2 separate regions of the Homo sapiens genome follow, and region 1 is linked to region 2. Evidence: chromatin loops called from intact Hi-C (ENCODE). Cell type or tissue: GM12878. All regions are shown on one strand. Links, peaks and the distances in the headings refer to the core of each region. The heading gives the core; the rest is flanking DNA.

The links. Peaks named below come from ENCODE experiments on the same cell type or tissue, not always from the same donor. Only the 100,000 strongest peaks of a DNase experiment are listed, where the experiment ranks them.
Region 1: it touches region 2 in a loop (2.6-fold over the local background); 2 of 110 quality-filtered maps call a loop at or near these places.

The regions. Positions count from the first base shown.
Region 1 is chr13:48,077,137-48,080,668 of GRCh38, reverse strand. MED4 (mediator complex subunit 4) reads left to right here. Exons shown (of 7, transcript NM_014166.4): 6 at 694-825; 7 at 3,358-3,532. The coding sequence ends at 3,530. MED4-AS1 (MED4 antisense RNA 1) reads right to left here and starts at 3,532. Exons shown (of 3, transcript NR_046511.1): 1 at 3,318-3,532; 2 at 3,116-3,227; 3 at 676-892. In GM12878, for the core only: a CTCF peak has its summit at 2,326 (motif pointing left); a DNase peak (open chromatin) is centred at 2,328; H3K27ac peaks cover 703 bases.
Region 2 is chr13:47,796,301-47,801,149 of GRCh38, reverse strand. No RefSeq gene overlaps it. Among named protein-coding and RNA genes, the nearest start is that of LINC00562, 130 kb to the left of the region's middle. In GM12878, for the core only: a CTCF peak has its summit at 2,030; no DNase peak of the experiment used is centred there.

The DNA of each region.
Region 1 (3,532 bases), core at 1,033-3,532, 280 kb before region 2:
TCCCTTGCAGCATAATCATTGTCATTTTCTTGCTAGAAAATACAGTTAAGTTTGAATAATTGAGATTATTATAATTTTCTTAAGTTGTCATCTGGAATGTCTACAAAAAAATGACATCTCTTTTTTTTTAAAGTGTAGAAAATAGTATATTCTTGGGAAGATTCAGAAAAGAAATTAAAATGCGTGTATTTTAAAAAGTAATATGCTATTAATAACAATTTATAAGGTGACTTTTATATTTCTTTCTTTCTTTTTTTTTTTTTTTTTTTTTTGAGACAGGGTCTTGCTCTGTGGCCCAGGCTGGAGTGCAGTGGTGCAATCTCAGCTCACTGCAACCTCTGCCTCCCGGGTTCAAGCGATTCTCCTGCCTCAGCCTCCCGAGTAGCTGGGATTATAGGTGCGTGCCACCACGCCTGACTAATTTTCTTATTTTTAGTAGAGACGGGGTTTCACCATGCTGGCCAGGCTGGTCTTGAACTTCTGACTTGAGGTGATCCACCCACCTCGTCCTCCTAAAGTGCTGGGATTACAGGCGTGAGCCACTGCACCTGGCCAGATGACTTCTGTATTTCAAAATTGAAAATGTAGCCTGAACTTTTCAGCATGAACCAGCGAAAATGAGTATGTCAAATAACATATTAACACTTATTTTTTAAAATATGATTGAATTAAATGCAGTCTTTATTGTTTTAGGGGACCCCCGGAGACCCTACCCAACTGATTTAGAGATGAGAAGTGGGTTACTGGGTCAGATGAACAATCCTTCCACTAATGGCGTGAATGGCCATTTACCAGGAGATGCACTTGCAGCAGGAAGATTGCCAGGTAATGTTAAGCCGAAGAGTGTTTTCAAACAGATCAGGGTTTTCCAGAGATGACAAGGTTGGAATATCTGGCGGTAAAGCAAGTTTGAGATTCCCGACACAATTTTTTTTTTTTTGTAAATTTGAGACAGTCTTGTTATGTCACCCAGGCTGGAGCGTGTTGGCGAAATCTTGGCTCCCAGGTTCAAGTGATTCTTGTGCCTCAGCCTCCCGAGTAGCTGGGATTACAGGTGTGTGCCACCAGGCCTGGCTAATTTTTGTATTTTTAGTGGATATGGGGTTTCGCTCTGTTGGCCAGGCTGGTCTCGAACTCCTGACCCCAAGCAATCACCTGCCTCAGCCTCCCAAAGTACTGGAATTACAGGTGTGAGCCAGTGTGCCTGCCTCTCAGACCCAGTTCATTGTAATAGCTAGATTCTTTGCCGGTTTATTCTGCTCTAAAGATTCTCCTTGAGGGAGGTATGAAATTAGAACAAGCTGCCTTTCTCTTATTTGTAAATATTACACTGTCTTCCTCAGGCATTTGGCCTCTCTTTTTAAATTATTGCTCTAAACATAGCTTTTTTATAATTGTGAAACATGCTATGTAAATAGAGTAAGATAGTTTACGGAATAAAGTGAACACACTCCTGAACAACCCCCAAGTTAACAAAATGAATAACAATAGCTTTTTATAAACTTTTATAACTTTATAAAATAGTATTTCTGTGAGACCCAGTTCATTCTGAGCTTCAGTTTTCCTCAAGTTTTTCATAGGTTTGTGCTATTTTTATATATATTTGTTTTATATTATTCCTCATCTTTTATAGTTTGTAGGTGACTTTTGTTTTGATGTGGTAGAACATTTGGGAAGTAGAAAAAGGCATTTAAAAAAGGAAAAAAATATACCCTTTCTGAGGCAGTCACTTTAAATATTTTAGCCTGTTTCCTTTTTTCCCCTATACATTTTTTGCTTAATGTTACATCATAAGGCTGTCCCTGTGTCATTAATAATGCTTTGTATGCATCATTTTTGTTAGCTACCTAAAGTACAACCAGGGGAACTCAACTGTGATATCCTTGGATATCACCTCATATTTCTCATGTTTTAAAAGTACAGGAAAAACAGATATGGGGAGTCACTGCCACATTTTGGACCAAGGAAGGGACAGACCTAAAAACAGTCTTCCCCAGCTCCATCCCAAGGCCGATACTCTCATATCATGGTGCTGTCATTGGAGAGGGTGCAGTGTAATGTGGCCCACTCCATGGCAGAGAAGTTAGATGAGGCATCAGAGGCCAGAGCTGGCAAGCAGGAAATTACCCACTGGGGTTCCAGGGAGACTTGCTGGGAAGCTGCCCTTTGGGATTCTGGTGAAACCTGCTAGGAAACCACCTTTAGAGGCGCCACCGAAAGTTGCTGTGGTGAACACCACTTAATGTCCTGCACACCAACCAGGCATCACAGCAGTAAAGGAGACAAAACCACCTGATCCAGGAAGTGAAACTTGTTTGCTAGTGGAGTCCCACCTGTGCCCTCTACTGACAAAACTTAATTGTGGCAGCTGGCAAAGGAGAAATGGTTTCAGGGGCCAGAGAGAAGGGTAGATTTGAGGCTAACTGGCATACCTTTCTAGTTAATACCATAACTCTTTCTTTTGACCCTTTAAAAATCTGCCTTCTTTATTTGAGTCTTGAACTATACCTGTTTATGTGCTCTGTCCCTTTGCTTCAGAAATACAGACTTTAAATGTAACTTGGGCCCTTTTTTAAGGTATTTCATATGCATACATTGCTAATCAACCTCTCTTTGATGAGAGTCACTTACAATAGCAGTTCCTCTATCAAGAAATCATTCAAATCTATTATAATACTAAAGTACCTATTACTTGTTTATAATATGTAGAATAATCTACATAACCTAGTATACATAAGTATGTATTATATATGCATATAATAGATACATAGATACAGGAAAAATTTGTAATTACAAATGTCTTACAAAAGAAAAATTATGTCAACTGACTAAATAGTTTCTTACAGAGTAGTATGATTTTTTTAAAAAAGTCCCCAGTTGCTAAAATATCAACTTTTCCTTGATAAATTTGATTTTTATTAATTTGGCTAAATGTGTATTTTTTTCCTAGTCTTAAAAAAATTGGCACAATAGCTTATGCCTGTAATCCCAACACTTTGGGAGGCTGAGGTAGCAGGATAGCTTGAGCCCAGGAGTTGGAGACCAGCCTGGTTAACATAGTGAGACCTCATCTCTACAAAAACTTTAAAAAGTACTCAAGCATGGTGGCACATACCTGTAACCCAGTTACTCAGGAGGCTGAGGCAGGAGGATTGCTTGAGCCTAGGTCAGGGCTTCAGTGATGTATTCGTGCCACTGCACTCAAGCCTGGGTGACAGAATGAGACCCTGTGTCAAAAAAAGAAGAGAAAAAAGTAAAATTAAAAAAAATACTTCAAATTGTTGCATAAAGGGAAAAGTAAGAACTAGATTAATTACAGATAGAGCTGTTCTTATCTATGCTTCTTTTTTTCTCCAGATGTCCTTGCTCCACAGTATCCATGGCAGTCAAATGACATGTCGATGAATATGTTACCACCAAATCATAGTAGTGACTTTTTGTTGGAACCTCCTGGGCATAATAAAGAAAATGAAGATGATGTAGAGATTATGTCAACGGACTCCTCAAGCAGTAGTAGTGAGTCTGATTGAAA
Region 2 (4,849 bases), core at 931-3,430:
CAAAACAAAAAACAAAAACAAAAACACAAAACAAAAAAACTAATATAAGGCCTTTTAACCTTTTTCTTTATAACCTATCCTACTTAAGGCCTCATTTTAACGTGAAAAGATGCAGACTACTTCCCTGGTCAAATATCTGTATGCCTGTGGAATGACCTAAGAGCTGTCATCCTGAAATCCATTCAGGTTAACCTCAGGACCCCCAATCCAGCTCTTCCATTCCCAAAGCCTTTGTATAAGAATGTGCTGGTAATGAGAGCAAAGGCCAAACTCATGGTGTTTTCGGGGTCTTCTGATCTTACTGGTGATGCTTGGAGGTAACCTCATGTGGAAGGAAATGCCAAGGTGTACTGTCAGGTGGTTCCTAGGACTTGAGGGGGCGGTTACTGAAATGAGAGGGCTGACTGACCTGGTTAGTGAAACCAGTTCTGGTAAAGAATCACCACTCATCTTTTTTCTGATGTGCAATCTTCCTATTGAGGTTTGAAAGCTGAGGGCCAGGTGATAATGTTGAGAGGCCTCTTTTTGGGCTTTCTCCTTTGGGATGCCCCCTTTGAAACAGGTACTAGGGTCCCTATTTTCCTAACCCAGCAATGGAGTAGATGATTTTCAAAGCAGAGACTGTTGTCAGCTATATTTAGGCAAAGATTTGATGGGCATGTCAGGGAGGAAGTGGCAGGAATTCTACACTGGGCAAGAGATTGGATGATACAACTTTCAAGGTCTTTTCTAATCTAAGATATTTGATTCTAGGAGCTGCACTACTCCTAAAATAATTTAGTGAGAAGGAAATTAGGATCTAGGTAAATCAGATGGTCATTAGTACTAGTCTGCTGATAAATGTCCACTCACCTCTCCTAGTCCAATAACATCTATAAGTTGGCAGGATGTTATCAGACTTTCTAAATCAATTGCCTATTAGAGTTCCTTTAATCATTATTTTAGATTTTTAAAATGCATATTATTCCAAAATGAGATACCATTTTGGCTCCAAAGAAACATATTTCTGGTAATTTACATTTGGTTCCATGAGTCACCTTACACATTAGCATTCAATTCACTATTTTTTGTAGTAAACTTTCTAGTAATTATCTTACCTTGAATTCTACATTTAAACGATCAATTTTCTTTTTGAAATACAGTAAAGAATAAAATATCTTTTCAATAGGGTTTCTTTCATTGTATTAGAGATATCGAACATAAACTTGGAATACCTAATGAAGAGTCACAGAGTATTTTTCTTATCATTTTTTTGATAAATTTTCTTATCATTTTCCTTATATTTTTCTTGAAAGTAGTAATCCTTTAATACTATTGAATCATCAATTTCTTTTTAAATATTGAGTGGGTTTTTTTTTAATCACATCACTTCTGACACCAAATCAGGGGATTTTCACCTCCTGATACCAAATACATAATATCTTTTCCAACACCACTTTTCTAACTCTTTGACAGGGCTCAATCCCACAAGACTGTCCCATTTCAGATGCCAACTGCAAGTCCCAGGCCAACTGTATTTCTGACTGACAGGCTATAAATTCGGGATTCTCACAACCCTCAGGTTTGGTAATCTGCTTAAATGGCTCACAACTTAGGAAGGTACTTTACTTACATTTAATGGTTGAGTTGTAAAGGATACAGATGAATTGCCTGATGAAGAAGTATATAAAGTGTGGTCCAGAAGGGTCCCAAGCACAGAAGCTTCTGCTCTTGTGGAGTTGGGATGCACCATTTTCCAGAATCTCAGTGTGTTTACCAACCCAGAGGCTCTCAGAACTGTATGACTTAGGGATTTTTATGGAGGGTTCATTCCATACATTGTCTTCTGTCTGTGTATGTGTATCTCAGTGTCTTCTCCTTATAAGGACTCCCACCAGTCATGTTGGATGAAGGGCCCACTCTACTCTAGTATGACCTTATCTTAACTTACATCTGAATTGTATCCACAAAGCCCCTATTTCCAATTAAGGGGTCACAATTATAGTTTTTGGGGATTAGGACTTTGCTTTGTCTTTTTGGGAGTCATAATTCAACCCATAGCACCACCTATTGGGGTTAGTTAGGAAGCATTGAACTTGAATACCCTGAATGCTGCACTGAGGGCTTCAGCTGTAGGCATTGTGAGCCCATGAAGAGTTCTGAATGTGTGTGTCTGTTGCAGAGGAAGGCTCATACATAAAGGTTATTAAGTTGCCAGCTGACAGTTGGGAAAACTGGAAAGATAAATTATTTCAGGAGGGGAGGACAGATAATTAGAGTTGGAAGGGACCTTATAGATAAGGTGGTTAAACCTCATTTTGTGGATGAGGAGCTAGTTAGGGGATAGTGACAATGGTGTGAGGATGGATGATGGAGCCTGGATTGCTGTGGCCTGGTGCTGCCTGGTTCCTGCCTCCTTTTGCCTCTCCAGAAGCCACTCAACACATGCGCCAGCTGTTCTCTCAGCTTTTGGGGTCTGATTCTAGGAGATCTAGCTACATACTGAGGGATTTGGCATTAGCCCCCTTCTAACCTCATGTCACAGTCCTAATAATCTGTTTGAGGTTCCACATCCCTTGTGTGCTTGCTTGGGCATTGGCTTCTGTGTCCTCCCTGTGCCCGAGTTCACATCCTTAACACTGGGCCTCTGTCTTCTTGTCAGGCGCCTCCCCAGGACCCACTTTGACTTGTGAGCCCCACAGCCTGCTGGAAGGCTGCCAAATGCCAGCTTTCTGCCTGTGCACCTGGACAGCCAGGTTGCTCCTTCCCCTGATCCTGGAACCGAAGTCTGTCGCTCTGTCCTCCAGATGTAGACTGTCTGCAGCCTTTTGTCTTTTGGGTACTTTTTGCTGAATCATCTGGATGGAACGTGCAGTACCTTTGTTTCCCTGCTGCCGGACCTGTTGTAGAAGGTGGTGATGTTCTAGATGCCTGCCCCTCCCAGTTTTCCCTCCCCATCCAGTTAACCAGAGTGGGACTAACTGTTGAGAAGGGATGGGAAAAGCCTGGAGTCCTGTCTGACTCTGGGGTGAAGAGAATCTTTCCTAATTAACCATTTCAATGCACTTAGAGGAACAAAATATATAACAGTGTGTGTGGTGTGATAGAGTTTATATTGAAAAGGTGATATACACTTGTATATGTAGAGAATACTTTGGGAAGAATCTACAATCTGGTCATAGTAGTTGCCTCTGGAAAGAGGAACTGGGGCCTTTGGGACAGGAGTGGGAGCTGAGACTTAATTTCCACTGCATTTAACTTAAGCAATATTTAATTGCTTCTATTTTGTTTTTATTATTTATGTATAGAGACAGGGTCTTGCTTTGTCACACAGGCTGGAGTGTAGAGGTGCAATCATAGCTCACTGCAGCCTCAAATTCCTGGGCTCAAGCAATCCTCTCACCTCAGCGTCCAGAGTAGCTGGGACTATAGGCACCACTACCACCACCACACCTACATTCTTTTTTTTTTTTTTGAGGTGGGGTTTGGTTATTTTGCCTGGGTTGGTCTCAAAACTCCTGGCCTCAAGCAATTCTCCCACCTCAGCCTCCCAAAGCTCTGGGATTACACTTGTGAGCCACCTTGCCTGGCCTAATTGCTTCCATTTAAAAACTCTGTACATGTATCACCTATTCTATAAATAACTTAAAAAAAAGCAAAAAATACATGTGAGGCATTTTACTAAGTAAAGCAATCTTGGGGTGACTTTTAAAAATTTGCAATATTGTCATTAGAGAGTAAATGTGTTTGTTCTCTAGATTTAAATGTCTTCATATGGCATTTTCTAGATCAAGCAACTCTGTATGTGAAAGGACCGGTCTTACGTGATAGCAGATAGACATATCTAGTTGGTCTGGGTGTTTAAATGCTGATGCTCTATTTGTGGCTGTCTTTTCTGATGTCCATGTTGCTTTGGGGCATTTAACAGTAAACCCATGTTGTTCTCCTTGCTTTAAAGTTTAAAGTTGCATTCTAATTCTCATGGAGTGAAAGATAAGACTAATTATACTGCCTGTATGACTGAGAAAGAAGGATGACCTTGTCCCATATGCTAAAGGACCTGAAATCTAGAGAACAACTTGACACATCTATTTCCAGCCAGAGCAGCAGTGACTGGCAGGAAGACAAAGAGGAGGCGGGTCTATAAGGAAGACGTCTGGTTGGCAGCGGTGAGTGGGAAACGTGCACGTGGCCACTTGCACGGGGCCCTGCATGGAAACCTGGCCGAGAGGAGAAATGGGGACTGAATTGCGTCTGCCGTGGGTGTGTGACGGAACTGCTATTCTTATTATGCCTTTAGTATTACCTTTGTCTCCAGGCCAGTACATTCAAAGAGACAAGAATGAATAATTATGGGAACCAGATGGGACATTCTTGTCATTGTTGCAGTGTTTTCCAGAACATTGTCACCAAATCCTCAAACAAGACAATATTGCAAATATCTAATTATTGGTCTTTATAATCTTTGGGTGGCTTAAACAATGGAAGTACTTGGAATTGGAAAATAATGGATTAAAATTAGGCATAACATTTACTTGTCTTTAATTACTTCAATTCAAAGAAGAGTACATTTGAGCTGAGTACCCTGTTCTTGCAATTTGGCCCTCCATGGGTGTCCAGTGGCTCGTTAGGGAACAGCCACTAGCAAATGGGAGAGAGGCTCACAGCCCGAGAATTAATCAATTAAATCCAACATGTTTACTGAACACCAGTCATAATCTAGAAACTGGGGAAGATAAATAAAGCGTTGATCTCAGTCTCTGCTGGGAAAGACAGACATTTAAAAAATGTACAGGTCCATAATCCCTGAGTCACGTTTCTGAAATCCAAAAAACCTCATAAAATTGAATTCTTTTTTCCACAACTTTTC